3 separate regions of the Homo sapiens genome follow, and regions 2 and 3 are each linked to region 1. A link is an interaction called in ENCODE POLR2A ChIA-PET data of the cell type or tissue named here. Cell type or tissue: HepG2. All regions are shown on one strand. Links, peaks and the distances in the headings refer to the core of each region. The heading gives the core; the rest is flanking DNA.

Region 1 (6,310 bases), core at 412-5,411:
ACAGCAACCTCCGCCTCCCAGGTTCAAGCGATTCTCCTACCTCAGCCTCCCACTCATTTCCATTCTTAGAAAGAATATAACGCTGTCTTCAACTTGTGTGCTGCTGTTTCTGTTCCACTGTTCTCATATGTGTTATTCATTTTAGGTAAATAGCATTTGGAGAGCAGTAAACCACACTTGTTTAAAACAAACATGCTGGTGATGCCTTCCGATATTAGTTTAATTACTTTCACGTTGTTGACCTTTTTGTTCTATAAAGTAGCCCAAAATATTATTCTGACATTTGGTTTATTCAAGATAAAGAAACCAAGTAGATACCTTTTAGACAGAGTTTAATGCTTACATATCACCTTAGTCATTTACTCTTTTCTCATCCATTAAATATTACTTTTTTGTTTTGTTTTTAGAGACAGGGTCTCGGCTCTGTTACCCAGGCTGGAGTACAGCTCACTGCAGCCTCGAACTCCTAAGCTCAAGAGATTCTCCTGCCTCAGACTCCTGAGGAGCTGGGACTATAGGCGTGTGTCACCACACCCAGCTAATTCTTTTCTTTTTGTAGAGACAGGGTCTTGGTGTGTTACCCAGGCTGGCCTCTAACTCCTGGGCTCAACTGATCCTCTTACCTCAGTCTCCCAAAACGCTGGGTGTGAGATACCATTCCCAGCCTCATTAAATATTACTTTGGAATGGAATAATTAAAGCTCAGAAAATAAATTTCCCCTAGATTGGCTATTAGTAGACACAAACTCTAAGTTTTACCATCTTTCAATTCATTCTTTGCCATTAGATTTTCTCCTTTCCCCAAAAAGGGGGCAATAAAATAGTAGGCACTGACCCAACTCCTATGATTTCACATTGTCATATTTATATGACAAATATGTGTGTGTGTGTGCACTTGTGTGTTTATGGTTTATGTACATGCACATATATGCACACTATTACCCATTTCCCTTATATATAAGGACACTCAAGTGATGTCCAGGGTAGCACATACAATTTTTTAAGCACGTAAACATACTTGAATATACTCAAAAACATAAGCAACCATTGCTTTACATTTTGCATTAATTACCAAGACTCTATTTTAAAAACCAGTATCTTTAAAGATATTTCTGATAATGTGAGTAATACATCAATTGGGTAAAGGAGAAGTGTTTGATGAGTTAAGGATGACAATTAATGCTACCTGGATACTAGCCACTAGAAATATTAAACCACTAGCCCACAGTCTTCAAAAGACTTCCAACTTTTGACTGACCAACTCCCTAGATACTAGCTCTAGAACAGCTAACTTGCTATTGAAGGCCTCTAATGAGCAACTGATAATGTTCCCTGAGATAATTACATTCACAGCTAATTAGCCCTTCATTATCTTTTAAACAAATGAATTTCTTAGTTACCAGATTTCCTTGCAGAATTACTTTTTAATGCTCTAAAACGAAGTTCTGTTAATACTTTTAATAAACTGTGTATCAAAAATCATTCTACAAAATGTAGCCTCTTTAGACTTTTGCTCTGAATAAAAAATATACAAATAATAATAATTTAATCTGAATCAAGAAAAGCCAAAAACAAAAAAAACCCTCTGACCATGAACAGAACTACCAAGGAGGAGTATATACGGAACACACTGCCTATGTACATTAATGTTTCAGCTTCAGCTGACCCACATCTGTAAATCTAGACAGCTAGTTACCATGTGTCTTCCCAACTGAAAAAGGCAAAAGACAACTGGCTGCCACATGCTTTTTACAAATAAATTGTAAACAGGTTACTCAGTATAGGCCACATATATAGGATTTACACATGAGTGCCCCAGGAATAAATTTGGCTCAAAGCCTCCTTCAGCTAAAAAGCTTCAGGCATCACGATATTCCCATATGTCTACTGTATAATGAAATGTATAACAATTTTTACCCTGAAGGTTGTTTTGTACTAAGAATGAGATTGGGCAGTGGGTAACTCAGGCAACCATCCAAAGGAGTTCTTATCGCTTATCCATGTGTATGTATATTTAAAGATGTGTACCACATTCTTTGGAAACCATAAATAATGTACCAAAAAATTCTGGAAGTACATTGTATCACTCTCCATGCCATAGTATACATACACGCACACACACACATACACACATACACACACACACAGCCATAAAGGTCAAGAAATGCTCAAGGTTGGGACATTTGTTACAAACAACAGTGATAATTCTCTTTATAAAGACTTCTCTTACCTCCACACTGGCTGAGGCTTACTAAGATGGAGAGGAAAGGTACCTGATGCTTTGGGAAGAGAGCTCTGAGTGAGAAGCCAGAATAACAAAGAGAAGGTTTCGGAAAGAGGCTGCTTTCATCCTGTTATGTTTCAACATCAGAGGGGGATGGTAAAGAGAATTCTTGAGGTTTCTATCTTGTCTGTCTTAGCTCAATAGAGTACGAAAACTAAGAAGAATTTATGCAAAAGCTTCAACTATGAATAAATAGCACCCATCTGCTTGGAGTGGCTTGTGTCTTACCTTCCCAAGAACTTCAAATGGGGCAGCAGTTAGGAATTGAGAAGGATCTGGGGACACAGCTAACAGTGTTGCAATTCATGCATGCATCCATTCACCCAATGTTAACTGAAGTCCTATTAGATGTAGGGTCTTGTATTAAGAAGAGAGAAAGATGGTTTGGATGAGAATTTTGCCAACATGTGTAGAAGTAAAGATGGATAATTACTAATACAAAATAATAATGATAAATGCCCCAAGAAGGTACAAATAAAATACAGTAAGAGTTAAGTAGAGATGGCTTCCAGCTCAGGAATAGGAAAGGAGTTAATAGCTTTTCCCAACCCTCTAGAATCTAATTTCCCATTAAGACTTCATCTTTTCAAAATGCCCTCATGGTTCCTCCTTACCCTTATCTTCATGGATACAAGTGTTCCTCCTTACTGTTCCTCCTCATTGTTCCTCCTTACCCTTATCTTCAAGGATACAAGTGTTGGAGGAGGGTGTTTATACAGTATGTTTTATTTGATCTCATCCCCTAGGGACACCCTACCTTTTACTTAAAATCAGCTGTCTCTACCTCCTTCCAGCCAGACTGTTCTGTCTTCCAGTGACCCATGCTCACTTTGAACTATGATTTTCCCCTCCGGAGTAAACTTCAGAGTTCTATTCCTCACTCATCAGCTCTTGAGCACCACACCACCTGACTCATGTTACAGGAGTTGTGAAATCCCTCTCTCACTCACACAGGGCAATCCACATGTGATAAGCACCAGTGTCTTCACAAATAGGTAAACCTGTCTGGTCATTCGAGCTCCACTGAGCAGCAAATAAAACTAGCTTTTCATTCATCTACCAGGCACTGGTTGATTAGTAACCAGTGTCTACGATTGTGGGTGACAATGTTTTACTATTGCAATTTATTTTATCCTTTTTATGTTATTATGAGAGAGAGGAGAAAGAGAGAAAAAGATGTGAGAAAGAGTAAAGCACATGCTGGGTACTGAGAAAATGTTTGTGGAATAAATGAATTTTTCCATCTGTGCTTTAAAATATTTGTTGTTTTACCCACATGGAAGGAAATATTTCATATCAAGCATTACCAGTCTGGAAACTCGCCCTAAGTCTCTATATGGTGGGGAGAAGAAGGAAGATAAAAACTGAAATAAGATGGTTCGAAATAATAAATAGCATACCCTACGGGTAGATCTAGCCTGTACATGGCTCAAAGGTGATAAGGAGGATATTGTCTGGGAAGCAGAATGCAGCAGACAACAAAGCTCTCAGACAATAAGAAATATGATAAACCGTTACCCACTTCCATATGCTTTATGTTTTGGGACCATACAGAATCTTTATCATGAAGATACCAGAAGGTAGTATGGCAGATTGAGATTTGGTGCCTCTATTGACCACAGATTCTAAAATTCAAGCCCTAGTGTTATCTCCTCTCACACTACCTCTAGGCTTGGCTATGTGATGAGTTTTGTTCTCATAGAATGCACTTCTTTTTTTTTTTTTTTGAGATGGAGTGTAGCTCTGTCACCCAGGCTGGCATGCAGTGGCACGATCTCAGCTTACTGCAACCTCCATTTCCCTGGTTCAAGCAATTCTCCTGCCTCAGCCTCCCAAGTAGCTGGGATTACAGGTGCCCATCACCATGCCTGGTTAATCTTTTTCTATTTTTAGTAGAGACGGGGTTTCATTGTGTTGGCCAGGCTGGTCTCAAACTCCTAACATTGTGATCCACCTGCCTCGGCCTCCCAAAGTGCTGGGATTACAAGTGTAAGCCACCGTGCCTGGCCAGAATGCACCTTTTTATCCCCTAGCCACCATGCTGTAAGTAAACCCATGCAGCCATGTGGAAAGACCCATGTGGAGCAGACTTGAAACCTTGGCTTACAGCCCCAGTTAAGGTCCCAGCCAGAGGCCAGTATATAAACTGCCAGAGATGGAACTGAGGCCATTCTGAACCTTCCAGCTGTACCCAGTGTCCCTGCTGACACCTTGCAAAACAGAACTGCCAGTCAATAGATTCATGAGAGTATAAATCACTTCTGGTTTAAGTCACTAAATATTATAGTAGTTTGTCATGCAGCAATAGATAACCAAAATATGTAGAGAGTGAAAGCAATAATCTACATATTATTAAATGAGTTCAAAACCAGCCTTGGTACAGTTTTGACTCTCTTGAGTCTCCCCAAGTCCTGAGATCTTGGTCCAGCGTTTTTCAACCTGGCTGTCTGCCAGAATCACCTTCAGAGCTTTTTCGAAGTACATGTAACTGGGCCCACCTCAGAAATTCTGATTCCAAAATATCCAGTAGAGCCTGTCAACTTCTTTGTAAAACGTTCCACTGGTGTGTACCCAATGTCAGAACTCCCAGAAGAGTCTGTACTGACATGACCAGATGTTTTAAAATGGACAATATCACATATGACCTCACATCCACCCTTGACACAGAGAATGGTATCTTAACAACAATCTGTTGTAACCAGTTTCTTTTATGGAGCAATACTGCCCTTAGAGACTCTACAAGAAAAATAAAATGGTGTTGTGTTGGAATATGTTTTCCAAACCTTCGTTGGAAAAAAACAGTCAACTCTATATACTTTAACCACCAAAATGTTCTCAAGGTCAAGCTGAGCACATAAACCTCAAATAAGGAGTTGATGAGAGGGGTTACCTAACAGGAGCAGAGGAGAAAGGAAGCAGGGCAGCATGAGAGTGTCGCTGCAACAATTGCTCCTTCTGTCCACCCTGGCTTAGTTATGGTCAGAGGAAAGGGAGAGGTTGTGCAATTGTGTACATAATGCTGGGTGGGAGTGAGGTGGGTTCAAGGAAGCGGGAGGTCAGGGTGGCCCATTTTCCTCATCTGCTCAACATAAGCATGTGAGGAAATAATAATGTCTTTTAATAATATCAATGAAAGACAAACATCAGGGGAATGGGCATTGAGGTTATGAGGTCCAGCCAGTCTCTCGAACAAGGAGATTCTCCCTTCACTGCCAATCTTGCAGAACCTGTACATGTGTTTATGAAGAGGAGAGAAGGGTTTGGGTCTTTTTATGTGTCACGGCAGCAGTAGCATGAGCAAGAAATAACCAAGGGGAAGACAAAATTCAGGGGTCAAGACCTCCTCCCAATGTGAAGATCTTCCTCCAGTGATAATTTTAGGCAATCTGGATTGACTTTATTAAGGGAGATAAAGGATTTCCCTAAAAAGTAAAATGGATTAATATGTCTGAGAACATGGATAAGAGTAAAAGGATGCTTCATGTCTCCTCCCTGCCTGGACATGTGTTAATTCAAGGCTCTCTTTGTTGCAAGTGAATGAAAACAACTCAAACTGCCTTCAACATAAATCAGAAGATGATTTAAAAAAAAAAAATCTAAGGGTATTGTGAACTCCGTCATGGCTGGATCCAGGTGCTCAATTTTTCATGAAGTTGCCTCTCTGTGTCTTGATCAGCTTTCCTCTTTGCAGGCTCCATTCTCAGGAAGGCTCCCCAACCCCACCACCAGGCCACTGGGGGTGGGGTGTGACAAGATGGAAGCGAGAAGCTCCAGGTCACTTTTTATCCTCACAACAACCTCCACAGAAAGATTTCTCTTTTTCTAACGATCTCCAAGAACTAAGTCTTCTCCACTGTGATTGGGTCACATGTCACTGTGATTGGGTCACATGTCCATCATTGAGCCAATCACTATGCAGGAGAATGTAATTTCCAGTGTGGCCAGCCCTGAAGCATGAGGAGGAGTCAGCTCCACCCAACCTATGTGTTCTGACAGTGAAGGAGGGGCAGTTTCCCATGAAAACTC
Region 2 (6,310 bases), core at 592-5,591, 190 kb before region 1:
AAGGCCAGCCTGTGAAGATCTTGCAGAAGAACCTTGCAGGCAGAGGGGACAGCAGACAGAAGAACATCCAAGGCAAGAATGAATGAATGTACATGGTGGTTAAAGAACAGAAAGAAGGCCAGTATGGCTGGAATGTAGTTAACAAGGAAAGAAGAAGTATCAAGTGCCATCGGAGAGAATAGGCCAGGGCCAACTGTGCATTGGCCTTGCACGGTTGGGAATGTGAGGGACAAAAAGGAGTACTGAGGTTAGGTAAGTTGAAGCATCACTGGGTTGGTGAAAGCCAGGCAGGTTTCTTACTATGGGATTTCTCGAAAACTTTAAAATATAATGCTCATTGTAAATTTTCAAGTCAGTAATACAGATCACAGCATTTTCCAAATACATTTCATCATGACATCCTTTTTTTCAGAAACGAGCTCTTGAGACTGTTGTTTCAAGGAAAATGCGTTGGGTTACACAGGTCAAAAACAAAAACAAGCAAGGGCTGGTAACCTATAGCTTTCAGGCCAAATCCAGCCTACCACCTGTGTTTTACCATCTGTGAACTAAGAATAGTTTTACATTTTTAAACAGTCTTTAAAAATCAAAAGAATATTTCACAGCAAGCAAAAATTATATGAAGTTCAAGTTTCCGTGTCCATAAAGTTTTACTGGGACGCAGCCACATGCATTTGTTTACTACTCTCTATGACCAGTTTTGTGCTAGGACTGGTAGAGTTGAGTAGTTGCCACAGAGGCCTATGATCCATAAGGCCTAAAATATGGACTATCTGGCCCCTTATGGAAAAAGTTTGCCAACATCTGGTCTAGAGCATCTGTTGTTACTTTAACTGTAAATCTTCATATGACCTGGGATTATAGCCATAATTTATACATTTTATAGTAAATATTTATCAAGTACTCATCATGTTTCATACTCTGGTTTTTGCTTTTTACATTTGTTTTTATTACATTTTGCTATAATTTTTTTTAAAATTCTACTTATCAAACCTAGTTTCTTTAAACTTCTGATAACACCCTCAATTTCATAAGTAGTCTGAATGTGTGTGTTTATTTGATAGATTTGGATACTAGGCAATTCAATTTTCCCATACTTAAAAATAGAGCTTCCTATACTTAAAAATATGATTAGCTCTTTAATATGTTTAGACATTTCTGAAGTTTAGTGTAACATACACATCTATATTAAATCACTTTTGCATGCTATCTATTTACCAAGTATCATTTCTTAGTAATTCTTATAAGCCTGTCTTGCTCCTAGTGTGTCAGATGTTAAATTCTAATCGTATTTTAAATATATTTCTGAACTATCTGCTTATCCACTGATCTATTTTTTTAATGATAACCTAATAACAAAGACTTTTAAAAATTGTCATTTTGTACACATCTGCCAAGACAAGGAGACTATTGTTACCTTAAAATTTGGGGACATATTCTTCCCCATTTGTTGGTCCATGTGACTATCTTTCAAGTTCCATTAAATATGTTTAAAGAAATTTTAGTTAGTGTTGCATTAAATTAACCTAGGAAGCATTTTCTTCTCATTATAATATAATTTTCCCACCAATGGCCAGATTTTTGTCTATGTACATATCCATATCTTTAAAACAAAACAAAACAAAACAAAAAACTTTCCCAGCATTATAACACAGAGATAGAATGAGTTCTTTTTTAAAAAATTTTGTGGGTACATAGTAGACATATATATTTATGGGGTACATGAGATGTCTTGACACAGGCATGCAATGCATAATAATCATGTCACAGAAAATGAGGTATCCATCCCCCTAGGCACTTATCCCTTATGTTACAAAAATCCAATTACACCCTTTTAGTTATTTTTAAATGTACAATTATTATTGCCTATAGTCGTCCCGTTGTGCTTTCAAATACTAGGTCTTATTCATTCTTTCTAATTAATTTGTTTGTACTTATTAACATCTCTCATTCTCCTCCATGGAATGAATTCTTTATAAATGCATGTTTATGTTAGTAAAAACTTCGCTATTTAAAATTCTGTTAGGGGAGATAAATTCTGTCAAAATTCTATATTTAATTATAGATATACAACCTAAATACATTTTCACTGTAAACTATTCTAGGGAAAACAGAAGACCCCTCCTGATTCTCCCCTACCCCATCACATACCGAACACAGAGCCCTGCTTCTCCTAGAGAAGCCTAGAAACTTTGTCAATGGGCTGAATAATGCAGAATAGACCACAGACCATTTTGTTTTGCTTGCTGTTCCCATCCGCCAACATTTTCCTAAATTTACTTTTCTTCGGGTCACTATGACTTGTTATATAACATTAGTGATCTTAGGGAGATATAGCTAGAATTATATTCTCCCACAAATGCTCAAAATGTAAGGTTATCTTCCAGCAGCTAAACTTTTGTATTTTTACAATTGCCCCTTCTTATCAATAGGGCTTATTAAACGTCCAGTTTCTTCCCTCAGATCCCTGTGACTAATCTCCCAATTTGGAAAGAATAGACACTTAAAAGTAACTACCAGTTGATTCCATGCTAATTAGGACCCCGGATTGTTCAATCTTCTAGAATGCTGAAAAGTCCCCTTTATTTACAGTGTTGGGTCTCTAAGGTGGAGCATATTTGGTTAAAATAAATTATGAGCTAGTTCTTGAGAATTGCTAAGTGACAAGCAAATAAACAATAACCTACACACAGTGTAGGCCCTCAGAGACTGTGATTTAAGTGCATAGATGAGTTTGGGTGGAATAAGCAGGACAGCCAAGTGGGAAACATAATACCAAGGTAAATGTGTATAATTCCCATGCAAAGTGTCACGAATCTATTAAAAAGCACCTCCCTGATTTATTAAAAATAAAAAGTGATGCCTGTAAAGGGGAAGAGGGATGTTGGTGGAGTCTGCTGTTTGCTTTTCTGGAGTCTTCACCTGCAAGTCTACACTAACTTGCCAAAACAAACAATGTTAGCAAAACTGTCCTCTCAGCAGCTATATACTAAATCCTACAACTCTTCTATCCGGAAAACCTGGTCAATTTCAAGATAGATAATGAGCAAAATAGTCTGACGTTTTGGGGTTTAGGGGAGGGGAAAGGTTGATCAAACCCACTTACCACATTGCTGAGTTTTGAAAGACGTGGGAAAAGTGACTTTCCTTGTTAACAATCCCCCACCCCCTCCCTCGAGCTAAATGGAATGCTTTGCTATGCAAATAACAAGTCTGATCTCAGAGGAAGTAAAAGACTCAGGATAGTAAAAGGAACTCACCTTTTGGAGGTAAATTAACTCTTCTAAGGCACCATTGAACAAATTACTTCTCCATGCTCTAAAAATTCTCTTAGTGCCCTAAAACCTCAAAATCGCCTGAGATTAATTTGCTCCTTCGAGGGTCAGGCCTCATAAAGAGTGAGTCCCACTGGAAAAACATCTTTTGTCTGCCCTTGTTAAGGTACACAAAAGAAGCATGTGGAAATCACTCAGCAACTCGACATTTGTGGCTGACCCCAACCAACTGGAATCTGAAGGTTGAAAGTGTCAAGGTCAGTCTGAACCTAGTAACCTAGCTGTTTGAATAGGTTTCAATTTGGTAATTACTGTATTTAGATAATTCTGCCTCCCTTTCCCACTACCCTTCATTACCAAGAAAACCAGTGCAAAAAATCAAAGCATGAAAATGAGAGACGCACATTGAGTCAAATAGGAAATTGCTCAACTCAGTGGCTTCTGAGTGCATGAGACAGAGACCTTTTAAGCATGTCCTTCCTTCCCCAGGTTGCAACTGACTTTCTCCAGGGAAGGAATATATTCCCAAGTTGATCAAATCGTGTGGATGCAAGTCTTCCAATGTGCTCAGTCAACAAAAATGTCTGAGCCTGGGATGTCAGGTAACCCACTTTTCAGAATACTTAAATCACACAAAGGAGCATTCTGTTTAGTACTGGGACCACAATGCTTAAGCTGAGCCTTAAGAAGTCAGTAAGAATCTTAATAAGATTTGGACATGATGCCCACAGCCCTGATACTATGTCCAGGCAGCTTAAAATTGCTTGAGGTTAAACATTTAAGTTTTATACCCAGCCAACTTTCTCACAAAGGAGTGGAGGTGATCCACACTGACATATGTATAAACCATACATTTAGGATTTAACATATGTTAAGGTTATAATATTAATCCGAAATTAAGAAAAACAGAACACAAACGCTATAGGAAAACATAAACATATGAACAAAGACTAGAAGAAAACAAAAACCTAAGTAGTTGTTTTAGGAGGATGGGATTGTAAGTAAACTCGCTTTCTCAAAAAGGAATCTGAATGTCATTTTACTACATTTTAGAAACAATAGAAGGAAAAAGTTGTGTATATCCAGCTGGAAGGAAACATTGCAATTGGACATTAAATGCTTGGGTCTGAGCTTTCTGGAGCTAAGTTAACACTTTGGGTTATGTAGCTTTTACTGACCAATCAAAGAAGGTGTATAAGTCAGTTCTCAAAAGATAGACATTTTTCTACATTTGAATTATAAATGAATTCAGGGAACATTGGGTGTAGCCTTAACCATACCACCCCTCATCTCTTTCTCTCTTGTAAGGTCCATATCTTTGGCCTCTTTGCCTAGGTCCTACCTCAGAAACAAACTGCTTTGAAAACCAAATGACAAGGATTAAAAGATTAAATCAGCATGAAGCTTGAGTTGAACACAGTTGTACATTTTCTTAACCCAATCATGGACAACTATATGCAGGATGGAATCACTTGCTGGTACCTTAGGGAGAGAGAAATAATTACAGGACTAAACTATTGAGTCTAGCCAATTAAAATCTCAATCAGTGTGCTTTAGACTGTTTAGAGAATTATCTGCTGATGAGGGCTTCAGTTAATAAAACTGGAAAAAACATATTGCTAAAGTAACAGTAATGAAATTTTGCAAAACTAGAATCTACTTGCACCAGGCTACCAGGTTCCAGGATTTGGGGTAGGGAACTTTGTAGTCATTTAAAAATATTTTTGCTAGAAATCAAGCTATAAAAAGTTAAAAGATCAATGAGATCTTTTCTTTAGAAAATGTGGCAAAACTGACTGAAAGCTGGACTTCAGAAATTCTCATTAGTAACACAACGCAGCAAATTATTCTTCCATCTTGTCTTCTTTTCCTCAAATTTCACATTTTTGAGGTAAACATTTTGGAATCCGACAGTATTTTCTGAATTGTTTGTTCTGAACAGCATACTATAACTTTTATATTTTCACTTAGTTTATAAAGAATATTTTGAAGAGCGAGCGAAAGCAGAAACAACTGGAACTTGCTGCAGTTAATGCTTTAAATAAAGTGACTTATGAATGGTAATTTCAAATGGCTTCCAAGCTGAAAAAAAATTTTAGATTTTTTTCTAGAATTGACTCAAAGTTGCACACCTTGAACTTTTGACTCCTTTTTCAAAATAATTTCTGTGTGTTTTTTTTTTAACATTAGAGCAATTTGACATTTTTCCTAAAATCAGCCACTTTTCTCCACTGGTGAGCATTGCAGTTCTGTTTATTTATTCTGCCATTAGGTGCTAAATGCATAGGGAAATGAGATCCTTGCAATCCCACCTAGACCACATTTCTAACCACTCTGAATTTAATTTCCAGTTATAGTTTTCAGAATTGTGCTAGTTTGTATCACAAGGTAAGCCTGAATAACTTTGCATCAATTCTAATTTGGCAGTCCACCAGTTATCCTAAATTCCCCTAGGGAATACTAATAACCTTCTGATTCCCAGGTAATGTAAGGTCACCAACGTTGCATTTGCATTATTCTTTTCCTTTTCAAAAGAGAGTATGTGAATAGTTTGTAAAATTGGTTTTGTGTTGAAGCAAAAGTATCTTTGATGACAAATAGTTCGGAGACCTGGGCCTGGGATAAGCTTTATGCTCCTGGCTCACCTTTGGAGAGGGAGTGGGGGCGGGCACGGTGAGTCCCCGGTCCAGAGGCCCTGCGGAGGTCAGCTGAGGTGCTGTCATTATGTATCATGGCTTGGCATCTCATTTCTGAAAGCAATCGTCCAGCTCCACTCTTGCACACCCGTGGCCTCTCCCGTTCACCTCCGTCCCCCGACTGTTGGGGAGCGGGGCCCTGGCTGCAGTTCAGCTGGGACCCAGGGCTCTCCGTGTCCCCAAGGGGCCCAAGACAGCGGCTCAGCCTTCAGGGCCAGTCTGCAGGTCCGACCCTCACCCAGCGGGCCTGTTTCCCACTCGCCCACGTCCCCGCTCCCATTGAGTCACCCCCATATGCAGGCCCACTGTGAGCTCGGAGGCAGGAGAGCCTCGCTCCCT
Region 3 (6,310 bases), core at 592-5,591, 86 kb before region 1:
GGTCAGCATTCCATCAACCCTTGTGGTATGATGGGTACTTCACTGATTCTGAATTTCCACCAACTTGGTTCCAATGGCATGCTGTCTCTAATGAATTATCTGTAACACATTCTGATGTAGGTAAACCAAGCAAGGTCTTCATCAAAAGTTTCACAGGCCCCTAGCTTTCAATACCAGCCATGGGATGCCATATAAAGAGATTCAAATGAATATGATCCCTAGAGCTTAAGTATGGCTTCTTACTCCAAGAAGTGTCTTAGTAAATACAAAAAGTTTTAGAATATTATGAAGCCACTAAAAGGAGGTAAATTTGGATTTAAATTCCAAATTCTTGAAGAAAGAATTCAACTGGCTCAGCCTGGGTCAAGTGTGTTCTCTAGTTCCATTCAAACTTTGTCAGAGAAGATAGGTTCATTTAATAACGATACAGCAGGTAAAATTTCCTGGGTGCTAACTGCACTTTATAAGCATTACCTTTACCTTTGCAGAGCCTTTGGGAATCTTCCTTATTAGGACCCTGAAACAGTTATCAAAAAAAAAAAAAAAAAAAAGAGGATGATTGTGAGTTGTGCAGATTTTCCCAGAGCATGAGAAAATTATATGCAGAAAGATACATATGCATATAAAAAGCTAATTTAAACTTTACAATGCAACTCAATAATGTCATAATGGGAATAAGTTCAGGCTTAAAATACAAGACACCTGAGCTCTCATTCTAACTCCAGCAAGTTGTGTGGCTTGAACAAGTTCCTTCACCTGTCTTCTCAATTTCCTTTTCTTTCTGTGAAATCATGGCAATAATACACACTGCATGAGAGTATACACACAGTAATTAAGTACTGTGCTGTTGAGCATTTAAATGTTAACAAATATGAGTGCTTCTTCTTTAACAATGAAGCATCCAGAAGGGGTACATACCAGCAGGAAGGAAAAGAGAGAGAAACAAAGTGCCCACTTGCCCTGGTGGGTATTACCATTATACAACACCATTATATAATCACAAGAGGTAATATTTATCAATTTTTACATATATTCTATTGGGAAACTTTCTCAATATAACTGAGTATTATTATAGTAACATTTGAAGGCACAGAGAGTTTAAGTAACTTGTCCTAGGTCACACAGTTCATAAGTAGGACTGGAGACTAGACAGTCTGGCTCCATAACTCATGTCTTAAGCACTACTTTGTACTGCCTTCGCCATCGATACAATAGCATATTACCCACACGTGTTTCTGAAGCAGAGAGGTGTCTGTGGATATACCACCACAAAGAGAAGACGGTGTGGCTTCAAGATTTCAAACTTGCTAGAATCCCCCTTGTTTACTCCACATGAGCCCTTTAATAAGTTACCTCATCAGAATTAATGGATTGTTATTCTTCCCGATCAGTAGTGTAAACCGTAAACTTTGAGACGGTTTGCCTACCACACTTAGTTTAAGATTTAGAAGGTTTACTTGCAAAAGCTCTTAGAAGCACCCATGAATAAACAAGAGTGAAAAGTTAAACCAAGGACAGACGTTTTTATTTGCACTTTTTTTTCAAATCTATCCAAACAACAAGATTAGAAAATTTTCCCTGACACCATAGGCAAATGCTTCTTCTCCAAGTACAGAACAGCCTGTTGAAGACAGCAGTCACATTGTTGTGGTAACTGATGAAATTTATAAACGATGCACAACTTCATATTTTTGCCAGGTTTTACTTTAAAAGAGTCCCAAAGAGCAAGACAATGATAAATAACAGTGAAGGGTGATGACTTCTGAGAGCACTGGACAACATGGTAGCAGATGCCATTGGTTGGCTAGTCCAACTCCCATTTGCAAATCCACCTCCTCTGGCATCCTCCATTAGAGAGGCTAGAAAAGCCAAATATTTGCTTTTCTGCTCTCTTGCAGTGAGGGTTGTCCATGTGAGAAAGTCTGATTCCTATTGAGGTAAAAGCGGACGTCTCCAGAGGCTTCTGGCAAAGTGTTTCTTTCCTGACATAAAGGACATATGCCACAAGCATCACCCCTGCTGTGTCCCCTTTTTTCTGCCTTGGGAATAGACTAGTGTCTAGAGCTGTGACAGCCACCTCATGACCTCAAGAGAAAGGCCAACAAGAATTGGAGAAACACTGACCTTGGTATTTTTGAGCTCTTAACTACAAACAGTTGCTTACCTCCAGAGGAATGCTTGTAAGTAAAATAGTTTAAGTCTCTTAGTTAGGCTTTCTATTGATGCCAAAGGAATTCCTGTTGATACAATGTGATTGCAGACACTTTAGCCCACCTTTTGTCACCTTTTAATTCTACACCTATCTATCTGTCCCTCAGAAATCTCCCAGCAGTTTGGTTAAATAAACATTATTTAATCAAATCACTGAAATGATTTATAGAGCACAGCATAATCAAATGAATCTTCTTCATAGTTTATCTCCTAGTTATAATAGCTGTTTTAATATAACTTTAGTATCACATCCTTAATAGTACAAGGAGGGGTGATATAGTCTATTATTAGCCAAACTTTCTGTTAGTCCAATACATACATGGAGTCCAAAAGAATACACAAACCTGTCTTTTACTTTGGGCTTGAATTGTATCTTTCAACTTTATGAGTTCATGGCTGAGAGGCATGTTCATTCTGCTCCACCTTTCTCCAGATCTTAAAAATTTATGGGTCTTCCAAACAAGCCCTAAAGAGCATCACCCATGTGGCGACCCCTCTCATAGGCACCCGGAAATCAAATTCTTCTTCTTTGGACCCCCTCCTCCTTTTCTCCATAGCTAGAGATGAGCGGAAAGATTAATGCGAGCAAAATGACACCTATTGATTAATAACATTGAGTGCATAGTAAAGGCACTCAAAAAACTTTATTAAATGGTAAGTTAAAATGGAGTATCTTCCACAATATAGGGGCTTCTATAGAGGCTTTTTCGAGAGGGTGGTTTAAACAGAGGCATCAATATTGTTTGTGATTTAGCCAAGTGCAGAAGTAACAAGGGGAACAGGCCAGAAAGAAAGGCAGCATGAAACAAGATGTCTTACAGGAACAAGAGTAGTGTATTGGAAAGAAACAGGAATAATTTGGTGTGCAGAAGTGTGGAGTGTGAAGCAGAGGCATTAGCAGGAATCAAGTCAGCATGGCCCTTAGCAATGGGGAAATGTTGAAGGATTTTAAGAAGAAAATTGGCATTGCTTTGCATTTCAGCAAAACCACTTTGGAGACAGTTAGGGCTGTGGATTCAAGATAAGAGACTGGATCAAGGAAGAGAGGCTTGTTATGAGTTCCTCGAGGAACAAGAGGCCGTGAGATTTAAACTAGTTAATCCACTCCCAAACGCACTAAGTATAAATTTCTACATTTCAAAGTACTCTACAGTGTTGACTTCAAGTCAACCATGTGCTGAGTTATGTACCAGCCAGGCAGTGTAAAGAAAGGCTGTCCAAAGTTCCCCATCCTTTCACAGAAAGGGAATGTGACAACAAAGACCAGAGAGGGGTCTGACTGTGGGATGAGGCTGAACCTAGCCCTGAGCCTAAGCCAACCTCCAACCCCTAGCTGGTACTCCAAGGGAGGTCGTCCAGTTCTTTCCCAACGGCTCAGCCTTTATCATTCTGACAGGGACTCCAAAGCCCAGAAGAGCCCTTACCAAGGTCACACAGTGAGTGACTAGCTAGGAATAGTCCTAGTGGTTCCTGGACCCAATTCCATGCCCTAAATACCAGATGACAAAACCCGCTGCATAAAAATAGTTCAATTAAAATCTAAAATAAAATCGTCACTTACTCTCGAAAAGAAAGCTAGCACAGTATTTCATGAAAATGTCATGAACCTGAATGAAACTGTAATTTGGGAAGTTGTAAAAATATGGTTGCACCATTCTGAGGGCCAACGCCTATCACGTGACCCTGAACCGCGGGCTCCGCCCTGCTGTTCCACCTTGCCTGGCTTGTGCAAGGCTGTGTGCAGAAGGAAACGAGAGTGGGAAGTCAGCTACCCAGGATGGTCCATTTAACAGCTGATCTGCTGGGACCAGTGCCTAAGAAGTTAATTTCTAGCTTTGAGATGGTTTCTGGTAATTGTAGGTAATTTAAAATATAATTGCAATTTAGTTAAAAAAAAAAAAAAAAAACTCTGTTTGCAGTGTTTATGCTCATCACTCTAATTTAAGGTCTAGAATGTTGGATGAACTGCACTTGAGTACACGCTCATTTTGCGTCTTCCTGATTTTACCACCAGTGATTATAAAAACAGCCTCAGCAAACTCAGTCTGCATTGCAAGACAGATGCTGCAAAGTTCAGATATAAAGTTTCACATTTCCGGAAGGTTAACTATTGAGCATGTTAATGATTATTGAAGAGATGAAGAAAACCACAAGGCTTCAAAATGCAAACACCTCTCAAAAATATCCAGCTTCCTCGTGTTTATAATAAAGCCACCTTTTTTTTTTTTTTTTTTTCAAAGAAAGACTATGGTTGAGTTCAGTGTGGTCTGCATATAGGCTTAATGGAGGAATAATTACACGAGGCTGCTTGTGAGTAGGCCAATGGAGCTTGCATCTGGGTTGTATGTTATAAACTGCTCTGTGCTAAGCCAGGGCATCTACAGCTTTGCAAGGTTCACAGAAATTTCTTACCACAGTGACAGCATATGTTTTAAATGCAGAGAAATTCTAAGATCTATTGTGTGTGGATTTATACAGAATTTTCAAAATAATCCAAAATATAGGTAGGACAGCTACTTAATGGCAGGCATCTCAGCAATCAATTTACATTCCAAAGCACCATCATGGGCCCAATCAGCCATCGTTGCGAACCTAGACAAGTGGAGCTAAATGAGAAAACAGCTGAAATGAGCACTCAATCTAATAACCTCACATACAGTCTCCCATCTCCCAGCTTGCAAAACTTAATAGAATGGAGCTTAGGGCTGAAGCAGTACTGCATTGCACAGCAATTACACCATGTTAACACTGGCATTGGAAATCACTTTCTGAATTTGAAAACTCAGAGTCAGTAGTCAGAATTTGCAGCCCTAGTGTAAGAGGCCTGCCTTGAAACACAGGCCCAAATTAAAGTTGACCACCAAATAACACTATTTAGATAGTGGAGATTGTCTGCCTACCAAGTTTTAAAATGGAACCTAGAAGTTTAATGATTGAGAAAATAAAATGTGTTCCAAGTTAGTCTGGCTTCGCTGATACTGGCTTGGGAAAAAAAAAAAAGCCTTTTATTTTTAATGATTTATTACATATACTTTAAAAAATTCAAATATTACAAAAGTGAATATTAAATTTTTCTCCAACCTCAAATCTCTGTCTTCTAATCTCCTTCTCTCAAGATAGCCCCTGTTATCAGTTTTCTGAGCATCTATGCATATCTAAGTATGTCTTATACGTGCCACATACACACAGTGATGGCTCCAGAATTTCTACTAGAAGAGACTTAGGGGCTGCAATCTGATTGGATGTGAGTATGCTGCATAAAGCTGCATTTGCCTGGTATTTTACATAAATGAGAATACATAAATTTGAGCACTAAAAGAAATAAGTATAGCAAGGAATTATAAAGCATTGAAAAAATAGGAATTCACAAGTCCATACCAATAATAGTAAATAGTAAATAAGTGAGGGAAACCATGGGTTGCAGTGAAATGTAACAGCTGTCTGGTGAATGTGAAAGAGTGCCGGCACTGAAAGACCTTTACTTCACAACCATGATAGTAAAGATTGGGTCAGACAAGACTCATGAATGAATGCTACACCTACCAGGAAATTTTGATGAGAACCAGGATATTTGCATCATTTTAAAGTGCCACCTCACAGACTGCTTATTAGTTCCATGAGTGGGGAGTCAGGGGCGGAGTGGGGGGGGCGGTGATAAAAGCCCCAGTTTTATAAAATTGAAAATTTGGACAATATCTTGACTAAGTCATTGAAATTAACATTACCACTGAAGAACAAACATGATACCCTGAGAAGGACACATCACCTATGCAGTTCTCTGGCCTAGAATGCATAACTTCAATCTAATAGGACTGTATTCATTAAAAATGTCAATGTGATAAAAGACAAAGGCTGGGACAATGTTCCAGACTAAAAGGGGCTAAAGAGACGTGATAACCAAATGCAATAGTAGATCCTAGACTTGGTCTGGTTGAGGAAGAGAAAAAATTCTTCTAAAGAATATTATTAGATCAATGTACAGAATTGAAATACAAACAGTAGATTAGATTAAAAAAGCAATTGCAGGATTAATTCTGCTGCTTCTAGCACACAACCACCCCACCCTCATTCCTGCCAAGCTCCGAGTGGCCACACTCTT

The links. ChIA-PET counts read pairs that join two places held together with the same protein. Peaks named below come from ENCODE experiments on the same cell type or tissue, not always from the same donor. Only the 100,000 strongest peaks of a DNase experiment are listed, where the experiment ranks them.
Region 2: POLR2A ChIA-PET joins it to region 1 with 10 read pairs; 6 of 35 experiments call an interaction of 5 or more read pairs at or near these places.
Region 3: POLR2A ChIA-PET joins it to region 1 with 11 read pairs; 2 of 35 experiments call an interaction of 5 or more read pairs at or near these places.

What each region holds. Positions count from the first base shown.
Region 1 is chr14:54,130,900-54,137,209 of GRCh38, forward strand. All of the region lies in intron 4 of LOC105370507 (a long non-coding RNA gene), which reads right to left. Among named protein-coding and RNA genes, the nearest start is that of BMP4, 180 kb to the left of the region's middle. RefSeq lists a silencer at 3,052-3,346. In HepG2, for the core only: no CTCF peak of the experiment used is centred there; DNase peaks (open chromatin) are centred at 3,232 and 5,092; H3K4me3 peaks cover 1,139 bases.
Region 2 is chr14:53,940,184-53,946,493 of GRCh38, forward strand. No RefSeq gene overlaps it. Among named protein-coding and RNA genes, the nearest start is that of MIR5580, 5.1 kb to the right of the region's middle. RefSeq lists enhancers at 2,915-3,542, 3,543-4,169, 3,848-5,292, 5,633-6,165, 6,166-6,310. In HepG2, for the core only: no CTCF peak of the experiment used is centred there; DNase peaks (open chromatin) are centred at 3,148 and 3,488; H3K4me3 peaks cover 881 bases.
Region 3 is chr14:54,044,615-54,050,924 of GRCh38, forward strand. It overlaps LOC105370507 (a long non-coding RNA gene), which reads right to left. Exons shown (of 6, transcript XR_943883.3): 5 at 481-517. Among named protein-coding and RNA genes, the nearest start is that of BMP4, 91 kb to the left of the region's middle. In HepG2, for the core only: no CTCF peak of the experiment used is centred there; DNase peaks (open chromatin) are centred at 1,887, 3,467 and 4,367.